2 separate regions of the Homo sapiens genome follow, and region 1 is linked to region 2. Evidence: chromatin contacts called from ENCODE Hi-C data. All regions are on one chromosome and are shown on one strand. The core of a region is the stretch at or near the end of the contact, and the rest is flanking DNA. Distances in the headings are between cores, read along the strand shown.

What was found. A loop is a pair of places that touch in the nucleus more often than their neighbours do. Pooled maps may share reads with other maps.
Region 1: a map of gastrocnemius medialis shows a loop between it and region 2 (2.7-fold over the local background). The contact joins two enhancer-like sites. A Hi-C loop is called at or near these places in 4 of 168 maps with a recorded cell type or tissue (gastrocnemius medialis and psoas muscle) and 1 of 50 pooled maps.

The regions. Positions count from the first base shown.
Region 1 is chr2:216,879,560-216,884,239 of GRCh38, forward strand. No RefSeq gene overlaps it. Among named protein-coding and RNA genes, the nearest start is that of TESHL, 11 kb to the left of the region's middle. Within about 2 kb of position 1,257, at least 3 of the 41 ENCODE cell types and tissues checked have a DNase peak (open chromatin) inside an H3K27ac peak, as active enhancers do; they include gastrocnemius medialis, where a contact is called at or near this core.
Region 2 is chr2:216,827,828-216,832,479 of GRCh38, forward strand. No RefSeq gene overlaps it. Among named protein-coding and RNA genes, the nearest start is that of TNP1, 30 kb to the right of the region's middle. Within about 2 kb of position 1,918, at least 7 of the 41 ENCODE cell types and tissues checked have a DNase peak (open chromatin) inside an H3K27ac peak, as active enhancers do; they include gastrocnemius medialis, where a contact is called at or near this core.

The DNA of each region.
Region 1 (4,680 bases), core at 7-2,506, 51 kb after region 2:
GTGAAACAACTAAGCAATTGGACACACCTTGTCTGAATGCCTACTCCATATCTCTCCCAGACCCAGCTGGGGATAGTATGCATCATCTCCTTTACATAATAGATTTTCCAGGATGGTCCCAATTGAAAATATGTTGGTTTCAGAGTATCCACGTATGCAAGAGCTGCTAATTCATGCCTCAGTATTAACAATATGGCTCTCTCAACTTTTAAATAATAGAAGTAATACATTGGCCTTAAAAGCCAAGAAAATTGGTGCAGCTCCAAATAAAAGTAGTAAATATATTCAGCCACAAAGTCACAGTGGCTTTGTTGCACAACATCAAAAGGCACAGGTTCTTCCCTCAAGGAGCCTGTGGTTTAGTGGGTGAAGCTTCCTTGTCTTGCCTTATGATTTGGTGTTTTGCACGCCAATGTAGGCAGCTATCATAGAGGTAGGAACAGGTGAGCGATCCCCATCTTTCCTTTGGTCCTGTGGGTAAAGGGGAAAGGAAGGGAAGAGGGCAAATAAAGTGTGTGATGATGGGGGGACTGATTGGAAAAATAGGAGGTTTGCTGGTTTCCCCCTGTTGGTGATTGGACCTAGCAGGCATGGCCCTCCTGGAAGGAATGAGGCTTAGAGAGTGAAAGCAGGTGTGCAGGAGGCTGCTGAATCACTTGGGAGAAGTGAAGTCCCCACTGTGACTCTTATCTCCAAACCCCACTTGCTCAGCGTGGACAAGGGTTCAGGATGAGATTCTGCATCTGTCCTCAACTGGGCATTACGGAATGTGTAACTACCAAAGGGGTAGAGGAAGGTGGAGGTGGAGAAGTTCTACAGAAAGAAGAACGTGAAGGCAGAAGCAGAGGGACAGCAGGAAGAGAAGAGAGGGTTCAGGAGGCAAGAGGAAAGGGGCAGGAGGCCTGGAAGACAAGGCCAGCACCAGAGGGCCTTGGTTCCCTGCCTCCCGGGGCAAAGACATCCGGGGTGGACCAGGAACCTTTGCTCCCTTTTGTCCTTACCAGCCCTGGAGAAGCACATCAACCCCCCAGGCTGTCCAGGCCCAGAGTGGGCTTTGGGAAGAAGGCTTGGAAGGAGATTTATTGGAAGGCCTGGGGGCTTTCCCTAGGCTGCAGAAATCATTTGAGGGCTGGGGAAAGATAGGTCTCAGGCCCCTTCCTGCCTCCAGGAGCCTGGCCTGCCTGGCTGCTGGCCACAAGAGCAGGGCCCATTTCCCCTCCCCACTGCACACCCCACAAGCCAGTCATCTGCCTTTTTTTCCCTCCCCCTTCTGCTTCCCCACCCCTTCAAGTTCTCAGAACTGGCTCCCATTAGATTCCAGGAAATGGCTGGTGCAACTTTGTAACCAAATCCGCTCAAATCCCTTTGTATATCTTTTCTGCTCCCTCGCCCCCTCCTTGGTGTCCTTCATGGCTGTGTCCGGTTACAGAGTAGGGACCGGCCAGGGCAGGCTGGCCCTGGCACATGCAGTCAGATCTGAGTCAGGCAACAGCACCCAGGGCCAAATTGTGGCAAAGCAAAGTGAGCCCTTCAAGTCTGGGGGACCCTGGACCTTTTCCCGCTCCACCAAGAATTTATCTGTGCAACGCTGGGCATGTTATTTTTCCTCTGGGGATCTCAGCTTTTCTCACCTGCAATGTTAGGAGAACCTGCCTTTGGCCAGCTCCAAGATTTATTGGTGACGGTCAAGTGGGAGAAAGCACATGTGTCTGGCAGGACACCTGGAGGACAGAGGGGGGTTCTGACTGAGCAACTTCTGTGTGGAGACCCAAGACCCCGAGAATTCTAGCCCAGGCAGGGGTCTGCCCATCTCTCACTTGTGGGACCCTGAGGCTGTCATTTGACAGCAGAAATAGTGATGCGGTGTAGGCCTTCTGCTTGCAGGGACACTTCTTTCTCAGAAAAATTTGTGGAGTTTTACAAAGCCTTGGTGTGGGTGCCAGAGATCTTGCTAGCAATTCAGAGGGCAGGCACTGAGCCTCTAGCCAGGGCTCCCCACTATGATTTAGGCCAAGGCTGGGATCAGGCAACAGGTGGCTTCCGGTGCAGCCTGGGTGACTGATTCTGGCCAGGGCAGCATCTAGAAACCTGTCGGGGAGATGGTTGTGGACAAGATTCTATTCTGGGAGGACACCAGAGTGTCCCAGGCGAAAGGTGGCCAGCTGAGGTATTAAAAAAATGGATCAAACATCTACAGAAATAAAATTCTGCTTAAATCTTAAGTCTGGGGAAGAGGCAAAGAGAAGAAAGCAGACAGGAGGAAAATGAGGGAAAGTTGACAACTAAAAAAGTCTTCAGACATGTATTTAGGGGTTTAGATGTAAGTGGATGTTCAAAATGAAGTCATCTGTGTAATCCAGTGTCCAGATGAATGGGAAGAACAGAGCTGGCACCAGCTAGGTTCCCAGGTAAAGCCTGGTGTTCTTTTCCCTTCCATGGATTCAGGGAACTTCACTGAGAAAACGGGCTAGCTGAAAAATTGCTTAGGGCGGGTGTGGCGGCTCACGCCTGTAATCCCAGCACTTTGGGAGGCTGAGGTGGGTGGATCATTTGAGGCCAGAAGTTTGAGACCAGCCTGGCCAACATGGTGAAACCCTATCTCTACTAAAAATGCAAAAAGTCAGCCGAGTGTGGTGGCGCACACCTGTAATCCCAGCTACTCGAGAGGCTGAAGCAGAATTGCTTGAACCTGGGAGGTGGAGATTGTAGTGAGTTGAGATCGTACCACTGAACTCCAACCTGGGCGACAGAGTGAGACTCCATCTCAAAATAAAAATAAAAAGAAAAAAAGAAAAAGAGATATCACTTAGTCCACCCTAAAATGAGGAAAGTGGAGCCCAGGAGGTCCCATACCTCAGTGCCTATACCCCCCTAGACTGTGGGGAGAGAGGTGGCCATCACTCCTCATTAGGGGATTTCTTGGAATTAGGTTCTCTGGAGTAATGAAGGAGATGGATTTGAGGAATAGCCTAAGGATGAGGCTGGGGAGGGGCTGGACAGGTAGGTTTCATCAAGGGCCTACGGCAGCAGTTCTCAAAGTGTGGTGCTCGAACCAGTGGCATCAACATCACCAGGAAATTTGTTAGACATACAAATTCTTAGTCCCTTCCTGACCTGCTAAAGCAGGACCTGGGGTGGGGGCCCGCCACCTGTGTTTTAGAATCACCCCCAGGTGATTCTGATGCTCTCTAGAGTTGGAGAACTGCCAGCCTCGGGTACTCAGGTGGGGCATGTCAGGAGGCTCAGTGCCGTCTTGACTGGAGACCATTTGAAACCCACAAAGGAGGCTCCTGAGTGAACTCTTTCTGTTCTTCCCTTCCCTCTCCATCAGCTACAGTGTTCTTGGGTCTCCTTCCAGCTGGGCACATCCCATAGCCACCCCTCTTGGGCCACAGCCTTATCTGCTTGTCCCAGATAAACAGTGAATTGGCCTAATCAGTCTGGCTGGACTGGCTGGCTCCAGGGAGGTCTGCTGGTGGTGCCACTAACAGGAATGGAGCCACTCACACGGCTGACCCCCTTCCCCACCCCATAGGCCCTGTCGCCACCGCCATCTCTCGTCTAGGAAATGCCAGGCCTCGGTTGCACTTTCCCTCCTTTGCTAATCAACCCTCAGCAACTTTATTCCCAAGACAGATAAGGGGTGACTATCTAGGGCTTCTGTAAAAATCACCATGGTCAAAGCCTCTGTCAAGATCAGGCTGTCTTCTGGGCGGCTGCTGAAGGAAAGAAAGAGGAATTGAGCCTGCCCCCAAACTTAACAATATGCATTTGCACCTCTCAACAATCTTGCAAGAGAACAGACACTTGGAATTGCTGCAGATGATCTGCCTTCACTAAGGATTCTGACTGGCTTTTGGCTACTGCCTTGCTTGTTATAATGGATGGTTAAGTGAGTTAATAGGGTGCGTTTTCCCCACATTACAAAGAAGCAGAAACGGGCTCAGAGACGTTTGCTGACTTTCTCCAGGCATTAGAATTACTCAGTGGAGTAAGCTTCTTGGCTGGGGCTGGGACCCAAAGCCACATTCCTGGTGGTGTGGCAGGAACCAGGGCTCATGCCCATGAAGGCCCATCTGCGAGGGAGGTCGGCTGGTGGACCAGACGTGCCTCCCGGATGTTTTTCCCAGGCTCAGCCTGTGTGGCATGAAGGATGGGTTAAAGGGATTTTTAATCCTGGGGAAAATGACTGTCATTCAGGGCTGGCTCAAAAACTGGTAAAGTGTGCTGTGTGTGGAACTAAGCCACAGGGCCAAAAAGCACAGAGGGGTTTTCATGAGCTCTTGGGCAGCAGCTCTGAGGTGAGGTGGAATTGTGGGCTGGGAGCAAGGGATGGCAGGGGCTGTCAGAGGGGACGTTCAGATTGCGTAGCCACTAACACAGTGCTTGTTCTGGGCCACCCCTGCTCTGCTACCAGCTGTGGTTCCTTTTCCTTGCTGGGTCTCAGTTTTCTCCTTCATCTGCCTCCCTTCTCCAGAACTGGGAGGCAGGCAGACCTGAGTGTGTGAAGAGTATCTGGCAACTGCCAAGTTCATGGAGAAGCCAGAGGACTATTATTAGGGAAGAGTAGTTTAGGAGATGGTTGTACGTCTGGAGGGGCCAGAGGCAAAGGCTGGAGCCCTCTGTGTGTGGCAAATATGTTTTTCTTCTTATGGATCAGATGAACCTTTCTGGGCAGAG
Region 2 (4,652 bases), core at 668-3,167:
AATATGCTTGCCTGTCTTGTCCAGGGTGCTTCTACACAGTGCTGCACAGGCAGCTCCTAAAGCTGCGTGCAGCAGGAGCACAAAGAAAACCCCAAGTAATTCTTCCGAGGGTCTCTGCCGCCACCTCCTTAGTTTACTTCAGGAAGACCTCTGCCAAGTTCAGTGTGAAATTAACAAATTTAATGTGAAAAACTGGTTTAGAAGTGAAATGGATTGTGGACTACTGGGTATAAATAAAACTAGAAAGAACTTTGCAGAATCATTTATACGTTGACATTTATTGCAAATCATCAGGAGAGTGGTGTATCAAACTGTCATTCCTAAGTTTAATTGACCAGGGAATATGTTTTTTTTTCCCCTTAGGAGTATCTTAGGGGCTAGAGTTCCAAGAACACTCTTCAGAAATTGCTGAACTGTGCAGATATACCCACTGACCTATAAAGATGCCTTGGGCATTCCTCTTTCTATTCCTTTGCCCACCCCACTTTCTCCATCTGGAATCCATCCTCTGTCTGTCCATAGATCCGTCCATCCATCCAGTAAACATCTACTGTGTTCCAGGCACTATACAAGGTGCTTTCTCCTAAGTCATCTTGTTAATTTTTGCCACAGCCCCATTCCATAGATAAAGAGGTGATAGAGACAGGAGACAGACAAGGGTCCCTGGCGAAAACCCACCTAAAACCTAAAACAATCCTGAAGGCTGAAAAACCGGACTGCTGGTCCTGGATGAAGTCCACCCTTTCCTGATTGGTTCTGTCTGAATAATGCGCACCAAAGGAAGCAGGTGGAGCAGGGAGGAGGAGTCTGGCCTCTTCAGTTCCTATGTAGTGGCCTGGGATTCAGTCTGCAAGGTGCGGGCCTGCTAGCAGGACTCTCTCGCTTTGCTGAGAGTTCCTCTTTCCTTTTTCCTTTTTCACCCAATAAACCCTTCCTCGCATCTCACCCTACAATGTGTCCGTGAGCCTAAATTTTCCGAGTAGTGTGAAAAGAACCTGTTTTTTTTTCCTGCAACAGAGGCAACATATCAGCAGACCACAAAGCTGGACAGTGAAAGGGCTGGGATTAGAATCCAAATTTCCCAATCCGGATTCCAGATTGTTTTTTCTTCTATTCTTCAGTTTTTTGTCCTGTAGTTGCTTATTCATATTTTCTCAATTTGTCAAAATCCTAACTCAAACTTCGTTTCCTTCAGAAATTCATGTTTCCCTTTCTTCCTATGTGCTATGCACAGAGAAACTTCTCCGTCTTCTAAACCCCCTCCAGACCATCTCTATCCAGATTTGGCACCCACTTCATCAGGTTCCCGGTTAAGAAGTGAGTGTGTGTGTGTGGGTGTCTTGGATCTCCAGTGGTGTGTAAGCCAAGCACTTGGCACACATCATCTTTACTTGACACATCAGCCTTGTGGGAGAGGTACCATTACACTCATTTTGTAGATGACAGAACTGATGCACGACGAGGTTCAGGCACTTGCCCAACATCACCAAGCAAGTCAGTGATGAAGCTAGGATTTGAGCCTCAGTCTTCTGGCCCCAGAATCCACATTCCTTCCACTATTCTATGCTGAACCCCTTGTTGAGCCCCTAGTTTCATAGCTGAGAAACTGAGGCCCATGGAAGGACAGTGGCTAGCCCCGAATCCCACAGCTGTGAATAGCCGTGCTAATACCACGTGCAAAGGCTCACATCCGGGAACCTTTCTTCTCCAGCAGGCTGCCTCCCCAGGTCTAATGCAGGTCCCAGCTATTGCTGCCAGTTGGTTCCTGTTACCTGGATGCCATGGAAATTGTACCTTGTAGCTCTTGATACAGCAGGAGCCTGGTGGCTGCTCCCTGGGGGAGAGCCAAGGAAGGTCAGAGTACTAGCCTGCAAACCCAGCACCTAAAATATACCAGGCAGCAACCCCAGTGGAAACCAGGCAGCAAGCCAAGAGCATGACATAACCTTCCCACAGCTCAGGGCTGGAGTCGGCTTCCAGCTCCAAGGTTCCCTGGGTACAGCGCCTAACAGAGCACACGTGCACTTCAGGGCTGCGACTTCTTCCTTTTATTTTAAAGAAAATGAGTTTCTTTTACTCTGGTTCTAGAATTGAGGGCTGGCAGGAATTGAGGGAGCTAAGAGCCAGGAGACCCTTGGACCATGGTGGGGAAGGGGCAAGGAATAGGCTTCAGATTGCTGGTTTCCCAATTTGAATGTTCATCTGGACACTGGAAGAGCTTTCAAAAGTGATCCAGGTTTCATTCCAGACCTACAGAATCAGAATCCCTGGGGACAGGGCCTGGGAATCGGTATTTGAACATGTTCTCCAGGTGAGTCTCTTCTGGTTCAGGTTTGTGAACTACCTTCCCAAATATGCCTCTTCATGGCTATCTCCATTTGCTGGTAGTCCACCAGATCTCCATCTCCCATCCTCAACTCACACTTAGTACACTTTTTTTTTCACCTGTGAAATTTAAATTCTATATTGTCCATTTCCATAGCTTTGAGGGTTGGTGTGATAACAGCACTTAATGGGGGTTTCTGTTATTTTTTTTTTAAAACAGCAGATTTTAGGTTTTCTCTTTAAATGGAAGTTTAGGAGGGGTCTGTTCTGACAGAGGAATAAGTTCCCTGAGAATTCACTTTTGAAAAATTTGGTTGTTTTAGAAGTCTGTCTCTGAGGCCCTTAGTATCCAAAGGAGTCCGTGAAAGTCAGAGGTTGCCATGGGAATGGCAGCTGCCAGGAGACAGGCTATTGTGTTTAGATTCTTGTATTAATAACACCCTCCCCAGCAGCCAGAAATACCTGTTGAAAGAGGAGAGGTTCTTTTCTTCTTATTCAAGAAGAGTTTGGAAAGTTACTTTCCTCTGCCTTGAAGAGGGTCAGGGGTTTGTGGTTAGGTGTACAAGTGACTGTTTTTTCTCCTCTTGCCCAAGGTGAAGCAAGAGAACTCAGTTGGAACCTTGGATCCTCCTAGCTGATCAGAAGACTAGAGAGGAAAAACAAACTTAGATGACTCCTCCTCCAGCATATCTAAGGGGGACAAAAGCCATACTGGCCATGGGGAGACCCTGGATGAGTGTTGATACCAAGCTGACCTGAATTCCAGGCTCAAGTTGTAGATGTGTGTTCTCCCCTGGGGAGGAGTTACTTACAAGGATTCTGGGGAGGTTGTTAGCAGCCTACTTTCCACTTCAGTGGAAAGAGCATTGGATTCCATGCATCTCCTAGCTGCATGACAGGGAAAGAAAAGGAAAAAGAGGAGAGGACTAGTTTTAGTTGAATATTATACGTACCACAAGTTAGATGTTGTGTTAGGTGCAGGGAAATAAAAATCACTAAGGCAGAATTTGTACTTGCAAGGAGTTCTCTGTCTCGAGGCAAGCATGGAATCAGAAATGGCAAGTGGTAGTCATTTTGTTTGCTGACTGGATTGCTGTGATGAGTGTTTTCTGCGGGGAGGAAGGGATGGATGTCATTTGGTATGTCTGGATCTAAATAAACAATACCATGATTTCCACTGCTCAGGAGAGTTGTGTGTGGTGCCCTGTGGATGGTGCAGGTGAGACGTCCAAAGACAGCATCGCTCACACTGCTCAGGACGGATGAGGTACTGAAGGAGGCCAGATTGGAGGAGCCAGCCTGGGCAGGGCTGTGGCTGTTTCAGGGCAAGGTAAGGGGTCCTTCTGTGAACTCAGAGAAGTTTCCTGTTTTGTGTCCTTTCCCAAAGCCCTGGTATAGTGCCGGCCATTAGGAACATTATAAAGTGCACCCAGTTTTTCTTGGTGGAAGTTCCCCTTTTTGTGTCCTTTACCCTTTTAAAAATATGTCTTCCCTTGTTTCTCCTTATCCTTGATCACGTCCCTTTTTTCAGGGAGAGAAATTGTCAAAAAATTTATACTACTAAGAGTAATTTAAACCACCCTAGAAAGGCTTCTATTTAAAAGAAAGAGCCATGAGGTGATGGATATGTTAATTAGCTTGATTTAATGACTCCACATTGTATTAATAAATCATAACACTACTTTGTGCCCATAAATAGATACAATTACAAATTGTCAATTTGCAATAAAATAAAAATAAATAAAAATGAAAAAAGGAAGAGCTGAGAGAACAATGCTTAACTCCAAACAGTTAACGCTGGGGATCTAGACCACATGTACCTAACTGGGGAGATTCTTTAGGCCAGGGGTTGGAAAACTCTTACTGTAAATGGCTAGATAACAAATACATTCAGCTTTGTGGGTGATGCAGTCTCTATTGCAACTAGTCAGCTCTGTTGCTGTTCTTCAAAAGCAGCCACAGAAAATACCAATAAGTGAATGGGAGTGGTTGTGTTCCAATAAACCTTTATTTATAGATACCAAAATTAGAATTTCATGTATTTCATGTGTCATAAAATATTATTTTTCTTTGCATTTTTTCCAGCCATTAAAAATGTGAAAAGGATTCTTAGCTCACGGACTGTACAAAAACAGAATTCTATGGGCCAGTTTGCTAACCTTTGCCTTCCTATCACCTCTCCTATCACATTCTAAGATGAGCGGTGCTGTGGGATGAGGTCACTCTGCCTAGAGATTCTTTTGTATGGCCTAGTAGTTTATCTACTTTTTTTTTTTGAGATGGGGTCTTGCTCTGTCATCCAGGCTGGAGTGCCATGAGTGGTGTGA